2 separate regions of the Homo sapiens genome follow, and region 2 is linked to region 1. The links are chromatin loops, found by intact Hi-C in ENCODE. Cell type or tissue: CD14-positive monocyte. All regions are shown on one strand. Links, peaks and the distances in the headings refer to the core of each region. The heading gives the core; the rest is flanking DNA. Region 1 overlaps RAD51B (RAD51 paralog B). Region 2 overlaps RAD51B (RAD51 paralog B).

Region 1 (5,391 bases), core at 291-5,290:
GTTAACTGACCCTCCATGCAGGTCTGTGGCTGCACCATACATTACAGCATCTCTATTCAACAGTAAAACTCATTGGGGTTATATATTATACCCTAGTGGATATTACATCTGTGGGATGACAAGCTGCATTATGATAGAGTTGCACTGTGCTCAGCAGCAGTTGAGTAGCCAGCACCCACAGGCAACCTCTATGGGCAATCTGAAAGTGAAATCTTTACTGAATTGAATGGAATCTGTGGAGATCTTCGATAGTCTTCCCTTGAGGTGAAATCTTGTTTTGTTGAGTGGTTTAAGATGTTTTCTAGGGTGTAGCACTTTGCAGAAGTGCTTTCCTCTTTCATGATAGGTGACCCAGTTTGGAGATCAGGAAGATTTTGTCATCCTTCACATTGCAAGACTTGAAGACTTGCAACTCAAAATGGTATATTTTTTTCTTTTCTTCCAATAGAGAACAATTCCACTCTAGCACTCAAGTATCTAATACTTTTGGGACATGTTGAAACTGTTTCCATTTCATCTGATTTCACTCAGCAATTATTTATAGAACTCTCTGTGAGGTAGGCACCATGCTAAGTATCCTGAGGCTGACAAAGACATCCTTTCTAAGTTGAGGCAGTGACAGAGGGCACAGCAGCCATTGCTAATTGTCCTTGCTGCAGCCTTGTTGGGTGACACCTCTGGCTTCCAGGGCCTCATATTTTCACAGCTTCACTGATAACTCTCTGAGAGGAATTGTCCCTCCCACTAAGATTCCCTTCTAGAAGATGAGTTTTTCCATGAGCATTTTAAAATTTTCTTTGTTGCCTTGTTCATTTTTTTTTCCAACATTTAAAAGAGCAGAAGTGAGGGCGAAGAGAAAGGAGAATATTTAGATCTGAAAAATGCACCAGTCCACTTTTAATCTACTTTTGGGAAGATGATTGTAAGATATTCTGTACCCACTTAGGGATCTCCTGCCCTTCGGATACACATGCCTTAACTACCATCTTGCTAGAATAGAAGGTCCTGTGTTTAGGCATCAAAGAAAGGAATTGCACTGAGAAATTTTAGTGATAATTCTTTTATTGTAATCGTGATTTTCTTCCTCCTGCTAATCTTTTTAAGTGGTATTAAAGGAAGCTTCTTGCCAGGCAGTAATATTCCTCCATGAGCACACGATCTTTTTCCTTATTTGGCACTGGAATTTCATCAGGCTGTATTAGTCTGAGCGAAACATACTCTAGGAATACCTTTTTTTTTTTTTTTTGAGACAGAGTCTTACTCTGTCACCCAGGCTGGAGTGCAGTGGCGCCATCTCAGCTCACTGCAACCTCCGCCACCCGGGTTCAAGTGATTTTCCTGCCTCAGCCTCCTGAGGAGCTAGGACAACAGGCGTACGCCACCATGCCCAGCTAATTTTTGTATTTTTAGTAGAGACAGGATTTCACCATGTTGGCCAGGCTGGTCTCTAACTCCTGACCTGAGGTAATCACCTGCCTCAGCCTCCCAAAGTGCTAGGATTACAGGTGTGAGCCACCGCACCCAGCCAGGAATATCTTTAGAATAGTTCTATAGTTAGGAACGTTGAGACCAGGTAACAAGGGATTTATTCAATGGGATGACAATTTTTATACACCATGCCTGAAGCAAATAAAGGTGATCAGTATTTATATTGCAGTATTCAAATACTCTGGAGCCAAATAGATAGGACTACCTTAAAAATGTTCTTGTACATGTGGGTTTGATCTTAAAGATATTAGGGATGGTAACATACCATTCTATGTATATACATGACCAGGCCTTAGGTTACTTAAGGGTGATGGAATGACCATTGTGTGTGTCTTGTGTCTTGGTGGCCTTCAGTGAATTCTGCATGAGCTCTAGTAGTAACTGCCACTGCTGTAGTATCATGGAAAAAACACTGAACTTAAAATAGTTTTCTTACCTGTAACAAAATGGACAACAATCTCACAGAGTTTGTGTGAGAATTAAAGGAGAAAATACTTGGGAAGAAGTGCTTTGAAATCTCCATTGCACTCTGCAAAAGCAAGGAAATGCGCTTGTGATCAGTATCATGTTGACGTGGAGTGAGTTACTCCCCAGCTGTTCACGATATGGTCGCCCACAAAGAGCAAGTAGGTCACTTCACCAAACAGAATTCTGTATGTATTACAGAAACTCCCAGGCTGAGTCACCAAGTAAAATGAAGGGCAGTGTGCTCTATTTAAAATGTTCATTTCATTTTCGCATTCCATTCTTTACTAACAGAATGGTTTCACTTCATTTCCAGTCACTTTCATTTTCAGGTTGTCAAGCTTCACTTAGTGTCAGTTGTGTTCCCACACTCAAACATGTGCCTTGTCTTCCTTGATCTTCTCTCTGAGGATGTTTCTCTGACTAATGTGCTGTGGTCAGAACAAGAGCATTGCCACATGGTGCATTTCCTAGGTAGGCATGTCTAAAATCATTAAGTGGCCTAGCTCAGAACATTCTTTGTGACCCTTTCCCCTCCCCACCCAGTGCCTAGTGACTGATTTATCTGAATATAAGGCTACTTCCACTTTTAGTTCAAGGGCCTTGCTCCCTGCCTGCAAGAATCTCTCTAATCACATTGCCCTCCCTCCACCCGCTTTCCCCATTGAAACCAATGTTTGGAGAAGATAGAAGAATGAAAAGAACATCTCAGGTCCTGTTTTTGTACCACCTTCACTATTGTAGCACCTCTTTTGTGTTGCCAACTGAATATGGTATACATGGCTTTAAGGGGGAAAAAAGAAAAATAAAACATAAGAAAGTAGGAGAGCTCCTAGCTTTCTTAAATGAATTAAAGGCCTTAGGCCAGAGTGAATTATATTATAGATTGTAGACTAGATATGGTGGGGAAGGTTACTCAACAACTTGGTTGGGAAATAAATTAATATATAAAACCATCAGATATCAGAGCATAGTTGTGGAAAGTCACCTAAGGAAAGTCATTGTCTCTAGGCCAAAGACTGGCCTAGACGTAAGTAATGCACCAGTGTGTCAGAAAGGGGGTTGGTCGACATCAGAAGCACCCAGAGGCAAACACTGGTTGTGCCCTGTACCCACAGTAACTGTCCATAGAAATGTGAATGTTGGTAGTCTTCAAAGTTTCAGTGTCACTGGCAAGTCCTTCTTTGTTGGAAATTCAATTTAACATTCAAGTTCTATAGCAAATGCCTCCTATTATGATGTCTTGTGTTTACAGTTTGCCTCTGTAAGTAGAACCCTCTAAAGGGAAAAATGCTCTGGTCAGATTGTTATGGTCTGTATGACAGATACATAACTGTTGTAAATCAACACATTGGCATTCTCGTTTGCTCCACCAGTTTGTTGTGAACTTCGTCAGGGGAAGGCATCATGCCTAAGTCTATTCAACTCTGGGATACTGACAAGGTCAAATTTCTGTGCCTGCAAGGCTGGGACTGGACCCAAGCTGTACAGTTCATACAATGAAATAGTGCCATTTAGTAAAAAAGGGAGATAATATGGCACTTGGTTGGAAGTTTGGCTCTAGAATCTGATTGAACTGGGTTTGAATACTAGGTCAGCCACTTACATGCTGTATGACCTAAGACCCCGCTCTAAAAAGGATATTATCTTTACACTGACCTCAGAGGGCTGTTTTGAGAATTAAATTAGACAATCCATGTAAAATACTTGACTCAGAGCCTTACATAGAGCTGTTAGCAGCAGCAACAACAGCAGCACCAGCAGCAAGGTAAATACCACCATGTGTGTCCTTTGGGTGGTCAGCAGTTTGCTGAACAATTTGGACTGGTTTAGAACCCTCCTAACTCACTACTGGGGACTTTCCATTGGAACCACAGCACTGGGTAGTGACAGAATTTGCCAGTGTAATCACATCATTTATGAGAAATGATAGCAATAGGGTTTGGTGTCATAGTAATGGAAAATGGCACTGGACACTATCCTAATTTTGAAGAAATGGAGTGAAGAAGAAGACATGTTCCAGAATGCACAGGACATTGATCTTCAGCAAATTTTTAGAGTGGATTACTGAATGATTACGTGTGAGAAAAATGTGATTATTAGGAGTCAATATGAGCTCATTGAAAACAAAACATTCCTATTTCTAACATCCTTAAAGTCTTTCACAGTTCATCTTATTGGTTATGGAAATGTCAAGGGATAGATTTTTATTTCTGGGAGGAGTTTGGCTAAGATTTTTATGATACTCTTGTTGTCTTGTTGAGGTTAAGTAGATTCATAGCTGGTTGAACAAATGTCCACTGGCAGTTTTGACCTGATGGATGGACTAATGTCCATCTGGAGAGGGGTCCTCAGGGTAAGCCTCAGGAACCTGTCTAGTGATGCTGTTCTATCCAATTTTCTCATTAAAAATTTCTGACGAAAGCACAAATAATGTGCTTTTGCAACAAGTGAGATAGGATTTTTTAAAGATCTGTGTAGGTTGATGGGCGGATTTGCTAATAACAACCATATGTAGCATTTATTGAGTACTTACTGTGTGCCAGGCAAAATGCTAAATGTGTTGTATGACTTCTCTCATTTAATCCTCACAGTGACCCTCTGAGGTGTATACTAGTAATATTCCATTCTATAGATAGATGTAGAGGCACAGATATGCTAAGTCATTTACCCAAGTCCCACAGCCAATAAGAGGCACAGATGGCAGAGGACCATTTGTCTATCACCAAAGCCCATGCTCATAACTGTATTATGCTACTAGAACCAGTGAGTCAGAATTTTACACAGATTAATGTAAAGTCCTAAGCTAAGGTTAACAAAATAGTATGTTAAGTCTTGAAGGAGGAAGCTTAGGTTGATAGCAAGTAATAAGGAAAAGATTTAGGGACATTAGTTGGTGGGAAACTCAATGTGATTCAATACTAACGTATACCTACTTTTAAAAAAGAACAACTAATAGGAGGGTGCATTATTAGAATATAGCATCATGGATCATGGTGGCAGTAGTTCTTCTCTAAGAGTCCATGTCCAGAGTACTAGGTCAGGTCTGTCATTAAGGGGGTCCTTGACCATTATAATCAGGAGAATAAGAGGTCTGGATTTACATCCTAAGAGGAAAAACGGTGAACTAATGTCAGGCTGGAAAAGAGAAAAACCAAAGAGGAATATGAAGACAACCTTCAAATATTAACATAGTTACATGATGAGAAAGAGTAGATGCCATTGGTGTCTAAGAGAGTAAAAAAATCACTTCTCATTCCCTGTTGAGAAATGGACTCTGGCATCAGGTTGATGGAGAACAAAATGTCAGCTTTATTCCAGTAAAACCATATTAGAGAATGTGGCCTGATCTGTGGCTACAATCAGGCCTTTTATACCCTTCCCTAGTTAAACACACTCTCAGAGTCAGGTAAGGCCCTGGACAACTGTTGTTTGCAG
Region 2 (5,391 bases), core at 274-5,273, 250 kb before region 1:
TCTCCTGATTTCCTTTGGTCAATATTTTTTTTTTTTTGAGACAGAGTCTTGCTCTGTTGCCCAGGCTGGAGTGCAGTGGTGCGATCTTGGCTCACTGCAAGCTCCGCCTCCTGGGTTCACACCATTCTCCTGCCTCAGCCTCCTGAGTAGCTGGGACTACAGGCGCCCGCCACCACGCCTGGCTAATGTTTTTGTATTTTTAGTAGAGATGGGGTTTTACCGTGTTAGCCAGGATGGTCTCGATCTCCTGACCTTGTGATCCTCCTGCCTCAGCCTCCCAAAGTGCTGGGATTACAGGCATGAGCCACCGCACCCGGCCAATACTTTCTTTTGAAATTTATGTTAGCCTTGAAAAATAATGGTAAGCCGGGTATAAATATGCTGATCTAAAAGTGTTATTAGTTGACATAGTTAAAGTTGATAAAACAGTCAAAATTTACCATGCTGTCTTCTTTCTAGCATATCTATATTTTGACAATGAAAATGGTTCTTTACTAATTATATATTTGCTTATTCCTGCCAATAATAAGACATTCTTTGTAAAAGCACTTTAAAACTTCATAGAAATATGACCGGGTGCAGTGGCTCATCCCTGTAACCCTAGCACTTTGGGAGGCCAAGACAGGTGGATCACTTGCGGTCAGGAGTTTGAAACTAGCCTGGCCAACATGGTGAAACCCTGTCTCTACTAAAAATACAAAAAAATTAGCTGGCCATGGTGGTGGTGGGTGCCTGTAATCTCAGCTGCTTGGGAGGCTGAGGCAGGAGAATTGCTTGAACCTGGGAGGCGGAGGTTGCAATGAGCTGAGATCGCGCCACTGCGCTACAGCCTGGGCAACAGAGCAAGACTCCATCTCAAAAAAAAAAAAGAAGTGTGTGTGTATGTTTGTGTGTGTGTGTATAATAGAAATATGCAAACATAACGTTCTATGTTAAGTGTATAAATATACTACTTGACAGAAATAATACTGTTTCTGTTGAGCAGATGCAGAATCAAGTTCAGAGAAGTTGAATTGCTTGTTCAAAGTCATGTAATAGTAGGAGCTGAGCCTCAACTTTATAAATGGTTTGACACTACTTTACTTGATCTTTCTATAACATCATTTCATCTCTTCCTTTAAAAATTCAGAATCGTTATGATTGTTTCCTTTGTCACCTTTATTTTCTTAGTCATCAAGAAGACTCTTGTTGTTTTCAGCTCAGCACTTCAGGAGAGCCTATAGTTTTTATCTTTCACTTTAGAAAAATAGATTTTTGTTCTAGGACCCTGTCCCAAGATTTTAGGAATTTGATAGCATCAACATGAGTTTAGATATAGCAGTTTACCCACAGTGTATCTAGGATAAAATAAATTTAAGATAAATATATTTGCAAGAACACTGGATAGAACTTAGATATATTAATTAACAATTTGCCACACTCAGAGGAACTGCCTTTTTTCTTTCTTTTTCTTTTTTTAGAGACAGGGTCTAGCTCTCTTGCTCAGGCTAGTGTGCAGTCTTGCAGTCATAGCTCACTGCAGCCTCAAATTACTGGGCTCAAGCAATCCTCCAACCTCTGCCTCCCAAGTAGCTGGAACAACAGGCACCTGCCTTTATGCCTGGCTAATTTTTTAATTTTTTGTAGAGACAGGGTCTGACTTTGTGGCCCAGGCTGGTCTGGAACTCTTGGCCTCAAGCAATCCTCCCTTCTTGGTTCCCCCAAAATGTTGGGATTACAGGCATGAGCCACTGTGCCTGGCTACAGAATTTCCTAAGTTATTATTTGTTCGTTTGTTCATTCATTCATTCATTTATTCAAGACAGGGCCTCATTCTGTTGTTCAGGCTGAGTGCAGTGGCATGATCATGGCTTACTGCAGCCTCGACTTCCTGGGCTCAAGTGATTCTCCCACCTCAACCTCCCGAGTAGCTGGGGCCACAGGTGTGCGCCACCACACCTGGCTAATTTTTTTATTTTTATAGAGGCAGAGTCTCGCTATGTTGCCCAGGCTGGTCTCAAACTTCTGGGCTCAAGCAATTCTCCTACCTCTGCTTCCCAAACTGTTGGGATTACAGACACAAGCGACCATGCCCAGTTGGAATTTCCTTTTTTCGATACAGTTTTGATGAAGAAATTTTCTGAGGGCTATACTTGCTAAAGCTTGAAACAGAAGAACAAAATTGGTCACTAAGAAAGTAGGAGAGGTTTTCATTCATATCCACTGTGTATCTGTGTCTCAGACAAAGATATGCTGGCTATCAGAATGCTGACATTGCTTACTTTCCTATTTTTCAAAGACTGAACACCATACACATAGCTTGAGGAAGGATATTATTCTTGTATACATTTTGACATAAAGATGTTTAGTCCTTGGCTGGATATTTCAGTTCTCTGAAAATGTGTAGCTATCCTGTGAGAAGCAAACATCTTGGAAACAGTATAGTATAGTTGAAGGAAACGGTCCTACCGTTTCCTTGCTTAGACAAATCATTTCATCTCTTCTTTTCTCAGTATTTTTTTTTCTGGAAATCTACTCTTTTTCTAGAAATATGTATACAACATTTAAATTTGCATGTGTCTGTCAACATCAGTGTGTAAACATATTATGTTCACTATGAAAACATTTAGGAAATTCAGATAGGCAAAAAGGAAAAGAGATCGCTGACTACAGCAGAAAACTATAACATTCTGATAAAGTTAGATAAAAGCCTTTTGGGCTTTTATAGTACATGTATATGCACACATACACATAGACTCACACACATACATGTACCTACAAATAACATCTTAAAATGAGTTCATATTGTTAAAAAGTGAGTTTATATAGCTAAGGAAGCACATCTGAGGACAAGAACACCTCTATTGCAAAACTAACAGATGATATAGAACTAGTATGGAATACAATAGAGGTGACTAAAAATTTAATGGTTTGGAGTGAAAGCGTGGAATAATCACGGTAAACACAGGAGTAAGACACAAAGATGAAAGCAATTTGGTTAACAATGATCTGATATGAAGTTGAAAGGATTACTGGTGTCTTTGAGGAAGTGGACCCAACAAATCAAACTAAAAAAGTATTTGGAGAAGTGATATAGCAAAACTTCACTGAAATGAGGAACTGAACCTGCAGATCAAAAGATACATTGAATCCTGAAAATTGGTAGAGAAGGTTCAACATCATGTCATATCCTGATTGTTGCCAAACAAGAGAAAGGTTTCTTCAGTCATGTAAGCAAAAGCAAAAGTTATCTATAAGGAAGAAAAGCAAAAGTTATCTACAAGGAAGAAGTTTAGACTGGCCTCAGACTTCACAACAATGTGCAATACTACAGGAGCTATGTCAACACAGTTCTGATAAAAGAAATTACGGCCCAAGAACAGTGTACCCAGCCAAGTTGTTGTTGAGGTATAAAGGCCACAGGCGTATCCTCTCAAATGTGAAAGAACCCAGAGAATATAGTATCTGTGAGACCTTTCTGAAAAAGAACTAATTGTTGAAATTTAGCCAACCAAGAGAGGAATCAAACCAAAAAAGTGTTGTGATATTAAATACCTTCATATATATATGTAAGATTTAGATACTGTAGAAAGTGTGGCAGTACAACAGACTGTAAACACTCTACATCATGGCAAAGTAAAACAAATATATACAATAAAAATTGGAAGGTAGGTAGAAGGGAAATGGGAATGAGAGATTATTAATCTTATTCATAGCAACAATTCAATCAGAACTGTCTCAAATGTAAAGTAGTTTAAAAGTAATGTTAATCTATTCTTTGTGGTTTTGATCATTTTTCTTAAAGTTAGAGGGACTTTTTCACAATTAATGTTTCTTGAGTGAAGAAACATTTGTCTAAGATTTAAAATTTCTTCAGTTTCATTTCGGCTTCTGTTAATTGCAGGTAAAATTAGAATTGATATTTTTTATTTTTAACTGTGAATATAATCTCATCCCAGAAAGAATACATTTATTTCTGTCCATCCATTATCTATGTGTATATGTGTATCCATGTGTATAGAATTGATATTTTTTATTTTTAACTGTGACTATAATCTCATCCCAGAAAGAATACATTTATTTCTGTGCATTCATTATCTATGTGTATATTCCAGTTGTCTGGAATAATGTCACTAATTGCTAATCTAATACCTAATATTTCTCAATGGTGAGATTTTGGATGATTTAATGCATCTTTTCTGTGTATTTTTTGTAGTATTTGAATTTATATAATGAGAATATTTTAAAGAAAGTGATACAATGAATTTATTGCTCTGAAAAATGAATAAATACTTACGCAGTTTTATAGCCTCATTTCTTTTTTAACTTATCTTGACCCCTTTTCTCTTACCATCATTTTAAATAGTTGCACAGTATTTTATGGATGTGTTAATATATTTCTTCTTTCATTCCTGATCTCAGTTTCTTCATCTGTAATGACAGAGCTGAACTAGATTAGCCGGTTGCAATCTTTCTCTTTAAACTATGAAATCCTTCCAAGAAATAAACAGTTTATAACTCTTGGCTTAGGCATTTCCCATAGAATGTAGTTTCAAAGCTGTACAGATTAGATAATTTCTGAGGCTTATTTCATTTTACCACCAAAAATTAGGGTTTTTCTTTTTTTTAGGATTTTTTTGAGTGACTTTTTCATGTGTTTAAAAAAAATCGGTAACAGACATAATCTTATGAATCAGAATTTTAAAGTGAAAGGGACTTTGAAAACCATCTAGTATATTTGCCTAACTTTTATACATAGGGAAACCAAATTTAAGTTTTTAAACTAACGTCATACAGCCAACTGAAATGAATGAGACTTGAGTGCACATCTCCTGACTTTCTATGCTGTTCTTTTCCCTACAGTACACATAAATATATATACATATATATTTATACAATGATGGGCAAACAAGATGACAATTTTATTGTACTCATGTCACATTTAAACCATCATGTAAATGTCAGGAAATATGCTTAATTTATAGTGTATTTATTTTCTTGTTCATGAAAAGAGATCAGTACTGCAGCCATTATTGAACTCCTAGAGTTAGAAAGGAAAGTGAGTGGGATTCTGGCGAGAAAGAAAGCATTTACTTGTCAAAGATTTGGAATTTACTGTGGTTACCAAAATTAAAATAAAACTAAAACTTGACTTGGCAGAAGATTAAAAACAAAGCAGCTCCAAAGTGTGTGCACATCATGGAGAAGATGCCATTATTCCTTCAGGCAGCCAAAGGGGAAGGGAATATTGTTTCTTTGCGTTGCTGGAGCTGATTTATTTAGTTATGATTTCAACATGCCTACAGGGCACACCCCAGAAAACATTACACAACAACATTAACCAGAACAAATGGTGCTTTCTTTTTCTGTATCTCCTCCTAAGGTTTTTTAACAGCAGTGAGGTTTTTTCTT

What was found. Hi-C counts contacts between places; a loop is a spot of excess contacts. Peaks named below come from ENCODE experiments on the same cell type or tissue, not always from the same donor. Only the 100,000 strongest peaks of a DNase experiment are listed, where the experiment ranks them.
Region 2: a loop joins it to region 1, with 2.3 times the contacts of the local background. A loop is called at or near these places in 6 of 110 quality-filtered maps.

Annotation. Positions count from the first base shown.
Region 1 is chr14:68,208,732-68,214,122 of GRCh38, forward strand. The region is part of intron 7 of RAD51B (RAD51 paralog B); the gene reads left to right. Among named protein-coding and RNA genes, the nearest start is that of RAD51B, 390 kb to the left of the region's middle. RefSeq lists enhancers at 1,828-2,027, 2,198-2,477. In CD14-positive monocyte, for the core only: no CTCF peak of the experiment used is centred there; a DNase peak (open chromatin) is centred at 2,300; H3K4me3 peaks cover 1,391 bases; H3K27ac peaks cover 2,102 bases.
Region 2 is chr14:67,959,228-67,964,618 of GRCh38, forward strand. The region is part of intron 7 of RAD51B (RAD51 paralog B); the gene reads left to right. Among named protein-coding and RNA genes, the nearest start is that of RAD51B, 140 kb to the left of the region's middle. In CD14-positive monocyte, for the core only: no CTCF peak of the experiment used is centred there; a DNase peak (open chromatin) is centred at 3,134; H3K4me3 peaks cover 1,425 bases; H3K27ac peaks cover 2,794 bases.